Linked DNA regions of Homo sapiens: region 2 is linked to region 1. A link is a loop called in an ENCODE intact Hi-C map of the cell type or tissue named here. Cell type or tissue: HCT116. All regions are shown on one strand. Each heading gives the region's core, and the rest is flanking DNA. Links, peaks and the distances in the headings are about the cores only. Region 1 has its middle 6.1 kb from the start of MECOM. Region 2 has its middle 120 kb from the start of GOLIM4.

Evidence for each region. Hi-C counts contacts between places; a loop is a spot of excess contacts. Peaks named below come from ENCODE experiments on the same cell type or tissue, not always from the same donor. Only the 100,000 strongest peaks of a DNase experiment are listed, where the experiment ranks them.
Region 2: a loop joins it to region 1, with 6 times the contacts of the local background. A loop is called at or near these places in 4 of 110 quality-filtered maps.

Annotation. Positions count from the first base shown.
Region 1 is chr3:169,667,120-169,672,501 of GRCh38, reverse strand. No RefSeq gene overlaps it. Among named protein-coding and RNA genes, the nearest start is that of MECOM, 6.1 kb to the right of the region's middle. RefSeq lists enhancers at 2,888-3,389, 5,353-5,382. In HCT116, for the core only: a CTCF peak has its summit at 3,212; a DNase peak (open chromatin) is centred at 3,241; H3K4me3 peaks cover 929 bases; H3K27me3 peaks cover 2,280 bases.
Region 2 is chr3:168,208,437-168,213,818 of GRCh38, reverse strand. No RefSeq gene overlaps it. Among named protein-coding and RNA genes, the nearest start is that of GOLIM4, 120 kb to the right of the region's middle. In HCT116, for the core only: a CTCF peak has its summit at 2,318 (motif pointing left); a DNase peak (open chromatin) is centred at 2,298.

The sequences.
Region 1 (5,382 bases), core at 285-5,284:
CTCAAAGTAGATAATTCAATTAATGAGCCCTACAGTTTCTTCTGTGTACAATTGATCTGTACAGAAATTGTTTCTTTCCCAACCCCAGAATGGTGGTATGTTCCCTTGTCTTAATCTTTGAAAATGGACTTTTCATTATAAAACATTTGCTATGGGACATGCATCATCATTTTTAAAAACATAGCTTTACCTCAGTAGGTATGTTTCTGGGGAAAGTGAGTATAAATCAGATTTTTGTAAGTCAAATCATATTTTAAATGTCCCAGGGGAACTCATTATTTAATAAAATAGCATGAAGCGAATAATCACATTGTGATGTGGCTTTTCATAAAGCAGGGCACACCTGTATCACACTCTGTCATGGCTATAGGACTTCACTCCATAGCAGAGTTTGAGGGTTGCCAGGTCTAGCTTGGACCTAAGTCAAGGGAATTAAGTTATTGAGTACTGAGGATCTTGTTACAAGGAAGTCTCATTTATAAGCTGTCTCAGCATGGATCCTAAAGTTTGTGCTTTAAAAAGATGTGGAAAGTCTGCTATACTTGTAAGTTTAAAAGTATATTAAGCAAATTAAGTTGCTTTATGTCTATATTTTCTCATGTCAACCATAATCACTTGTTTGTTTGAGTAAAGAATTTAAAAGTCCTGTAGGTGTTAATTTTACAAATCTTTTATTTCCTGGCAGGAATCTAGACTTAGTAAATAGTTTCATGTATTGAAAGTATGGGCAACAACCAAATTTATGGAAGTGAAAATGTAAGAAACACTGAACAAATTTAAAAGCATGTAAAAATAATTTTAAAAGAAAGAAGAGAGAAAGAGCGCTTATTCCATTGAAAACCACTTTCTCTTTGAATTGTCTTTGTGGCTTCCATCTCACAGGGAGAGAATATGGTAATATAAAAACATTACACATCTTCAAATACTGACTTTGTATATATTGTGCAGAAATTCTTGCAATCTTAAGGCCACGGGAGGAGCAATGCCTCTGTCAGTGAGTCTCACCAGCCCTCAGCATGTGGCCCAGGTCCTGCTGCCACAGGCTGACTGGGAGATGGTCAGGACTCTGCTTGTACGAGATGAACTGAGTGTAGTGTTGACTTATATGAAACTGAGTTGTGAAAGCACAAGCACACAAGAATCCCTTAAAAATACATAGCTAAGGGGCCGGGCATGGTGGCTCATTCCTGTAATCCCAGCACTTTGGGAGGCCGAGGGAGGCGGATCACCTGAGGTCAGGAGTTCAAGACCAGCCTGGCCAACATGGCGAAACCATGTCTCAACTAAATATACATAATTAGCTGGGCCTCATGGTGTGTGCCTGTAATTCTAGCTACTCAGGAGGTTCAGGCAGGAGAATTGCTTGAACCCGGGAGGCAGAGGTTTCAGTGAGCCGAGATCGTGCCACTGCACTCCAGCCTGGGTGACAGAGCGAGACTCCATCTCAAAACAAAGCAAAACAAAACAACAACAACAACAACAACAAAAAACAAACCAAAAACCATAGCTAAAACCATTCTCTCTCTCCTCTCTCTCTCTCTCTCTCACACACATACACACACACATGTGCATTTAAACTGAAATGTTAATATCTAATTGTACCAGTCAGTTCTATGTATGTCAAAGTCCTCAGGCTTCAGCTACTTGAGGGGCAGTCTGCTGACTAAAGGCAACTATCTTATTGCAGATGGGAATGGGAAGAGCAGTATCCAAGACCCCTGACTCTCTCTCTCTGTCTCTCTCACACACAGACATGCACACACACACGCACACCCTCGTTATTTTGCCGACTATGAAATGTTAGAGCTTAGAGCTCTAAATAGCTCCATTTATTAAATTCCTACTATGTAGCAGGCGCCATACTAGGTGCTTTGTATACATTGTCTTTAATTATCACAAGTATTCTGCAAGATGTACATACTTATTCTAATAATACAGGGGAGGTAACTGGGACTCAGAGAGGTTCAATAATTTGCCTAAAGTTATGCAACTGGTAAAAGGGAGGACTGGGATTTGTACCTCCAGTGGTTTGATACTTAAGGTGTTTCAACTCAATCTTGTGACCCCAGAATTTATCTAAGGTATAATGGCCCTGAAATCTGAATACTGCCATCTTTTCTTAACAATGGCAACCATGGCTTCCAAAGCATTTTTATATATTAATCCTATGTGGGAAGAAATGCCTATTTCCATGCTGCAGATGAAAAAACAAAGTGGAGAATATAAGGCATAATCTCTTTCAAGATGTCCACAGCTGAAAGGGGAAGGAAGATCTGTAAACAAAAAACTGTAATGTAAGGAGGGAGAAATAAAAGCCATAGACTTGGCAGCAAAATACTGAATGGGTGAGGGGGGCTTGAGGAAAGTGGCTGGAAGAGATGTCAATCAGACAAGAATCAAGGAAGCCTTGCAGGTGGCATTTGGCCCCTAAGCTCAGTGGTCAATGCATGTTAGTCTAGGGTTTCTGCAGTGGGCCAGAGGAGATGTAGCGTTTACGTGGATAGGTTCGTTGACTCCATCCTCTCCCGTGACCACGGCAGAAAGCAGGATTTGAAATGAAGTTCAATCACAGAGGCGTCCTGATTTAAGACAGAAGAAAGAAAACCTGGCCAGGCACATTCTATTGCAGTGCATCTCCAACTTCAACGTTCTAGTGAATCACTTGTTAAAATGTCAATTTTGATTTAGTAGGTTTGGTTGGGGCCTGAGATCTTGAGTTTCTATTGAAATCCTGGCGATGCTTGATGTTGCTGGTCTGCGACTACACTTCGAGGAGCATCTGCATCACCTAGGAGCCTGTTGAGAAATGTTGGGCCCCACCCCAGGCTTACTGAATCAGAATCTGCATTTTAACAAGATTCCCAGGCGATTCGTATGCACATTACACTTTGAGAAATACTCTTCCAAGTAATTCTTTTTTCAATGGAAGGGACCCCAAGAGGTCCAAACTTCCCAGGGCATCGCTCAGGAACAGTCTGGTTTCTTTCCGGAGCTCAAGTTCCGTGCCCCGTGAAGTTGCTCCTCCTGATTCTAAACCGGTAGCAGCTCCAGGAGTTTGCTCGCCTCATAATCCTCCTTGCTGGGTTCCTTTCCACCCCAACCCGCGCCTCCCCGGGGCGCTCCAGCTGTTTCCCACCCCCACGCCCAGGCGGCTACTGTGCACAGCTGGAGCCCTAAGCGGCGTGAGCACCAGAGCTGCCGCGGCCAAAGAAACCAGGCGAGGGCGCCGCAGACTAGGCTGTGCGGGAGGAGGCCGCGCCGAGCCCGGAGAGGGCGGCCAGAGCGGCTGGTGGGGGACCGCGAGCTTAGCACCTGGTGCCAATAGGCACGGCCCTGGCGCGGCCCCACATTCCCACACTGCAGGAACCTAGGCTCGCCACCTGGGAGGCGGCGCGCATCACTCCAACCTGCGTTTCATAAACCCTTCGGGAAATGGTTCTTCAACCCCATGGGCTAGTAATCAGCCCGACGTTCTCTCCAAAGAACTGCTGATTATAATTCCCGAGCGGGGCGGGGGCCCAGATTTTAAATCGACTATTTAATGTCATCATCGTCATTATTATTAAAAGCCAGCTACCCTGACCGCTCCCTGCTCCCCGTACCTTATATACACATCAGAAGTTGGATGGGAGGATGTTGAACTAGGGGGAGGGAGTAGGATTGTAAAACCGAATGATTTGCTAAGAAATCTGGGACCGAAAACGCAATTTACAAAACGGCAAGTTTTACGAGGTAGAGAAGGTAACTGGGCAGAAATCGCCCGGCCGCCGAACACCAGCTGCGCGTACTCGCTGAGCCGGCTGGTCCCGAGCGCGCCTCGCTGTGCCATGCCGCCCCGGCAGCGCGAGGATTTCGCAGGAAGAGGAGGCTGTTCCGTGTCTCAGGCCCCGGCGTCGAGACGCTGTGGAGAGGGGTGCCCCCAGCCGCCCCGCGCCCTTTGCGGCCCGTGGCTCCCTTTCCCTGGCTGGACGTGGAAGCCGAGCTAGCCCTGAGCTGTCGCCTCGCCGGCGTTCAAAGCGCGCATTTCTCTGCAAGCTTCCCTTTTAGGGCAAAGCGTGGCGGATCATTCAAAGTTAACACCTTCATGCAGCCGCTGCTGCCTGGATGTGTGCTTATATGTGTATGTGTGTGTATTTCTCTGACAATGTCAGACAAATCAGGTAGCTTTAACATTAAAGCCTACGTGTTCTATCTCGAGGCTTATCAGGTTTGTTCAAACTTTTGTGAGTGTGTGTGTGTGAGTGCGCGCGTGTCTCCACCCTCCTCTCGCTCCCCCAGCCCCACCCCCACCCCGCCTGTGCAGGGCGAAGTAGTCCTATATAGCGATGATAAATATCCCTGTTGATCACTTGATTGATTACCTCCCTGAAAGGTCACGCGGGCTCGCAGTAATTTCCTTTTGCCTAAGGCTCCCTTTTCACTTTTACTCCGGCACGACAGCTCCGAGTACACAGGATCTTTATTTTTTATTTTAACCCCTAAATGCAACCCCTCCCGAAAACAATGCAGACAAGAAAAATCGAATAAAATCAACTCGAGACCTTTTCGCTCACTCTCAGCCTCCCTCCCCATCTTGCTCCATTCTTTCTTGTCGCCCCTGCTCCCTCCTACTTCAGCCCCCCTCCTCAACTCAAATGTATTCTGGACACTATTTAATAGATGAGTGTCTTGCAAGTAAACTCAGGCGTCCCTTGGGTCTGCATTTCATGTCTGTGACTCTCTCCCTTTCTCTCCTGTGGACTGAAAATTCGGATTTAAACCACTAGACAAGCTATTAATTTAGCTAGGCTACCCAGGGTCCTGAACCCAATTAATTTCTAATAATTATAGCCCAAGGGGGCTAGATAGATCTCCCTGCCTCTTTCTTTTATTGCCACTCCACGCCACCGAGGTCAGCGTATAATAAAGTGTGTATTTTGAAAGCGATCTCCAGAACAGTGAGTTATTGCAATGAATGAAAATTGTTTCCATTTTGGCTAATTGAGCCGGTGGCCGAAAGCTGGAGCCCTGAGACTAAATAAAGAGGACTGTTTCATTTCAACATGAAGAAACCCCTGCCTAGCTCTGGTCACCCAGCGAGAGTTTAATTTCTTAACAGCCAACCTGAAACCCAGCATTGGGTAAACAGTATTAATAATTGCATTACAATGATTAAATTAATCTTGCTGGTAGCCAGGAGAATATAGGTTGTGATTGAATAGCATGATGTAAAGTTCACTGCACAAAGACAATAGGCCTCGAAATACCTCCATAAAGAATTCAAACTTTCTTCCAAAGATACCGTGGGGCCGGTTCAATTAAAATGAGAGGAAAGGAAAACTTCCTGTTGCATGTAATGTATTGAAAATCGGTTATTTGCCATTTCTAACATTAATTTAAAAA
Region 2 (5,382 bases), core at 107-5,106, 1.5 Mb after region 1:
GGATATATGGATTAAAATGGCTATTAGAGTAACTTTCATTTCTATTTAATTGAAAGTTGCTGGTCGGACAAGTGTTCTATGTAATTGTTCACATGGGATGTTAAAAAAAAAAAATCCATACTGTATTTTCCCAGACCTAAGCAGATCTGTAGGATTTTCTTCAACTTTGATATGTACTTTTTCCCCAAGCCAACTCTGAACTAAATGACCTCACCAGTTTAGTTAAGCTCTAACCTGGAAAAGGTTTTGCTCTTGAGATTCTTTTGTGAGTTTAAGCCTTTCTTTTCAAATTGATTGGTGGATGAGAAATTTGAACATTCAAGTCTCTATGAGGAATGATTTTTTTTAAATCAAATAACTCTAATTTCATATGGCTCTTTGTAATAACTTTTTATAATGTCATTCATTCTATCCATTGTTCCCACTTGTTTTCCATTTAGAGAATGAAATTCAGCATTTGTTAAAATGAAGTACCCGATAAACAATTATACTTAATGTGTATTTTCTCTTTTTCTGTCTCTTAGTGTATTGAAGTTATGGATTCAGACAGAATCTCTTTGCGAATGTGGACAGCAGACTGCACTCTGTCTTTTCATGCTGTCATATTCCTTTGTTGATATCTCTGTTTTAAGATGAGTTTGCCCCATGCATCACCAATTGTCTTTTGTTTTCACCCTGTAGGGAAGACTGGGCTAATCCATATGTCACTATGAAACTTCAGGCCTCTCTGTTTGACAGGTAGCAAGCCTGACAGCAATCTATTGAAAATGCATTTTAGACAGCAATCTATTGAAAATGCATTTTAGGCAATCATTTTTCCAGTCTAATTTACTCTTAATAAAATGACTTTGAAGACAAGAGGTCCACTCTGTGTTGGTTTGTTTCTTTCAGATAATTACATTTTGAGAAAGACACACTGACAGTTTTCACAAATACAAGATGATGAAATTCCCTTGGGAATGAAATGAGATAGCTTCACAATAAATAGCATCTTTTAGCCTAAGTGATCCCAAAGCACTTTGGCAACTGTGGACATTCATGTGACTCCCCAGGCGAAGAGAAGCAGCCAGACGTTTATCCAAGTCCTACAGCAAGACACATTCTATTCCATGCAATGGAAAAACACAGCACTAACCCTCCCCCCATGCACACACATCTTTACAAAATAAGGAATATTTCTGTATTGTATGTATATGTATGTGTATGTTACAATTGCTGGCAAAAGACTACAAATACATATGCATACAAAATATAAAACTGTATACATAAAAGCAATAGCATCAAACTATTTTTAACATGGCTTCATTTTAAAAATTCACTTGATGCTGCACATTTATTCAGAAATTGTTTTTTCTCCCTCCAAAGAAAATAATAATAATAGTTAATATCTACTGTCCCTTTATCCACATTCTGTTACCCTCGATAAGTCATTAATCAGATCTCCAAATTGAAAGAACAACTCCTTATAGAATTTACCTCACATAACATTTTGATTACATTTTGCCAAATGGATACATAATCATCCAGTAAAGAGTGTTAATTTATAAGGTGGGTGGTATTTTTTAAGCCATTACAATTTTGCTAAAATTTTAAAAACCCTCAAAGATTCTTAAACTGTATCATCAGGACCATCAGCTATTAATTATGTTGATTGAACAAAAACTGTCTATTCTACACTTAAAACATAATACAAAGAAGATACATTTGTTTTAATAACTTAAATGTTCATCTATGTTATTTTTGCTATATCAATAATAATTAGATTTTAAAATGGAAGAAAAATACAATTACATTTTAAAATTGGGAAAGAATGGTTAATTTTACTTCTCTGTTTAGCTAGGATACTGAATTCATAGATTCATTTTTACTTATATTAATTATCATTTTGATAAAAGACAGCAATGGTATTGTTATTCTTGCCAAAATGAAGTTCAGTAACAGAACCTTAACACTGAGAAAAGAACAGTGAAGCAAACATGACTGAGTGAAAATGACTGAGTCCCTGGGAATATTCGTGTCCCTCATTTAGCTCTTTAGCACGATTCTAAAGAGGAAAAAATAAAGACCTTTTCCCAGGAAAGGTTTCTCTCTCTCTCTCTCTCTCTCTCTCTCTCTCTCTCTCTCTCTCCTTCCCTCTCTCTCTCTGCCAATAAAAAGCAACACCACCACAGATTCTGGGAAGTTGGTGTATGAATTTTCATTTGTTGAACTTGCACCGGAGGCTGTGCTAGTCTCAGAATAGTGGAAGGTTTGGATTTCTCCCCCTCAAAATTCGAACTAATATTTAAAATATAATGTTTTGGTGCCATCTGGTGTATAAATTGCAGGTTTGCAGCTTCACTTAAGCATCTAATAAAATGCTTCTGAGGAAGGACAAAAGAAAAAGCCAGAAGAATGAAGAAATTATTAATCTTCACGTGTCACAAATAATGTGAAGCCAGTCACAAGATATGCTGGGAATTAGTGGTTACGAGATGGAGGAGAGGCAGAAGTCAAGGTGGAGGGACGAGGGAATGGGAGCAAGTGGTGTTGAAGCCAAACTAGCAAGAGCTCAAACAAGGACAGAGCAGCAGTATGGGCCTCATGTATCAGGAGGGCCACACATTGTTGTCTGAGTCAAGGTCACAAGCCTAAAGCATCTGAGCCACCTGAAGTCTATCTGGGCAGCTGGACTCCTTCTGGGATCCGTGGAAAGGTGGGAAAGGTCAAATCTTAGGGGCCAAAGGTCATTTCCAGCAAATGACTCTGGACAGCAGCAATTGGTCAGAGTCCGTGAAGACTCAGTTTTCCCAGTGGAAAATAATTGAGGCAGAAATTGAAAAATTGGGGTAGAGTATTGGCAGGAACTGAGTTGAAGGGTCAAAGCTAAAATTCCATTGCCAAAAATCTCTGGGGATTCAAAAGTACCTCAACTCAAAATTCATGTGCTTTCCCGTCATCAATCAAACCCTAAAACAAATAAACAATTAAACAAATAAACAAACTGTTCCTAGTCTTCCTTTTTCAAAGATGGCAAACTATCCAGTTTCCAAGCCAGAAAAATACAGTCTCTTCATGGCATTGCCATTTCTCATGTCCCATATCTAGCCAATCCCAAAGTCTTGTTGATTTCTCCCCTTAAATAAGTTTTGAATCTGCCCATCTCCCATCACTGACACCACCTGGTTTAAGCAACAACTCTTTCACCTGGTTGACAACTTCCTGATTTCTCCACCACCTTCCACTTCTCCTACTTCTAACCTGCTCTCCATAGCATGGTCAGGGCTGTAGTTTCAAAATGCAATCTGATTATGGTGCCACTCTTACTTAAAATGTTTCTGTCACAACCCCCCTCCCTTAGGATAAATGCCAAATTCTAACATGTACTGCAAGTCTCCACATGATCAGGCCTCTATTTTTCTAGTCTGTACTCTGCCTTGCCCCTGTGCACTCAGCTCTAATCACTGTGGCTTTCTTCACAGCCCTTTCTTCCTACTGCAGGATCTTTGCATATGCTACTTCTGCAGCCTAGGCCTTCCTCTCTTCCCACTGCATCTAGTTAACTCCTATTCATCTTTCAGAACTCAGCTCTAGATCCATGATTCTCCCTTGCCTTTTTAAGTAAAAGCCCCAATCTTAAATTTTAATAGCTCCAAATTGTTGCGGGAAGTCAGGGACCCTGAACGGAGGGACCAGCTGAAGCCATGGCAGAAGAACACAAATTGTGAAGATTTCGTGGACATTTATTAGTTCCCCAAATTAATACTTTTATAATTTCTTATGCCTGTCTTTACTGCAATCTCTGAACATAAATTGTGAAGATTTCATGGATACTTATCACTTTCCCAATCAATACCCTTGTGATTTCCTATGACTGTTTTTACTTTAATCTCTTAATGCCATCATCTTCGTAAGCTGAGGAGGATGTATGTCACCTGAGGACCCTGTGTTGATTGCGTTAACTGCACAAATTGTTTGTAAAGCATGTGTGTTTGAACAATATGAAATCTGGGCACCTTGAAAAAAGAACAGGATAACAGCAATGTTCAGGGAACAAGAGAGATAACCTTAAACTCTGACCCCCTGTGAGCCAGGTGGAACAGGGCCATATTTCTCTTCTTTCAAAAGCAAATGGGAGAAATATTGCTGAATTCTTTTTCTCAGCAAGGAATATCCCTGAGAAAGAGAATGCATCCCTGAGGGTAGGCCTCTAAAATGGCCACTTTGGGGGTGGCTGTCTTTTACGGTCGCAGCTAGCTATAGGGATGAAATAAGCCCCAGTCTCCTGTTGCGCTCCCAGGCTTATTAGGACGAGGAAATTACCACCTAATACATTTTGGTCAGACCAGTTGTCTGCTCTCAAACCCTGTCCTGATAAGATGTTATCAATGACAATGCCTGCCCGAAACTTCTTTAGCAATTTTAATTTCACCCCGGTCCTGTAGTCCTGTGATCTCGCCCTGCCTCCATTTACCTTGTGATATCTTATTACCTTGCGAAGCATGTGATCTCTGTGACCCACACCCTATTCGTACACTCCCTCCCCTTTTGAAAATCACTAATAAAAACTTGCCAGTTTTGCGGCTTGGGGGGCATCACAGAACCTGCTGACATGTGATGTCTCGCCTGGACACCTAGCTTTAAAATTTCTCTCTTTTGTACTCTGTCCCTCTATTTCTCAGACTGGCCAACACTTAGGGAAAATAGAAAAGAACCTACGTGAAATATCGGGGGTGAATTTCACCCAATGTCTGGCTGAATTTCCCCCCATACCAAATTTCTCTCATTTGGGCAAAAATCACTCTTGCAATTTTATTCTTAGAAATCATTTGAATATTTATCTCCCCCACCAGAATGTAATTCTTATGAAGACAGAGACTACCTATATTTTGGTTCATTATTATATATCCTGGGACTAACACAGTGCCTGAATTAATAAATACCTGATAAGAAGGAAGAGAGATAGGAAGAAAACAAGGAAAGAATGAAATGTCAGGAAATTATAAAAACTGTTACAATAGTAAAAGCTAATTTTTTCTAAAACTCAATATATAATTAAAAGTTTTCTTAAGAAGATCATCCTGAACCTTCTTTATAATCCAATATATATTGTAAATGCCCTTCTATAATCCTAACAGCTAAAGGCTCATGTAATGTAGTAGTTAGGCATGGCGCTGCTCAGGCCAGACAGCCAGAGGTCCAGTCACAGCTCCTGTGCTTACCAGCTGGAGATCTCAGCCAACTTACCTTCTCCTTTCTAATGCTCAATTCCTTATGCATAAAAGAGGAATAATAGTTCCTGCCTTACAGAGTTGAGAGAAACAAATCAGGTAGCTCAAATGAAGTATTCAGTAAATTCTCAAGCAATACCAGCTTTTATCATCCTCCATGAGTGAACCCTGT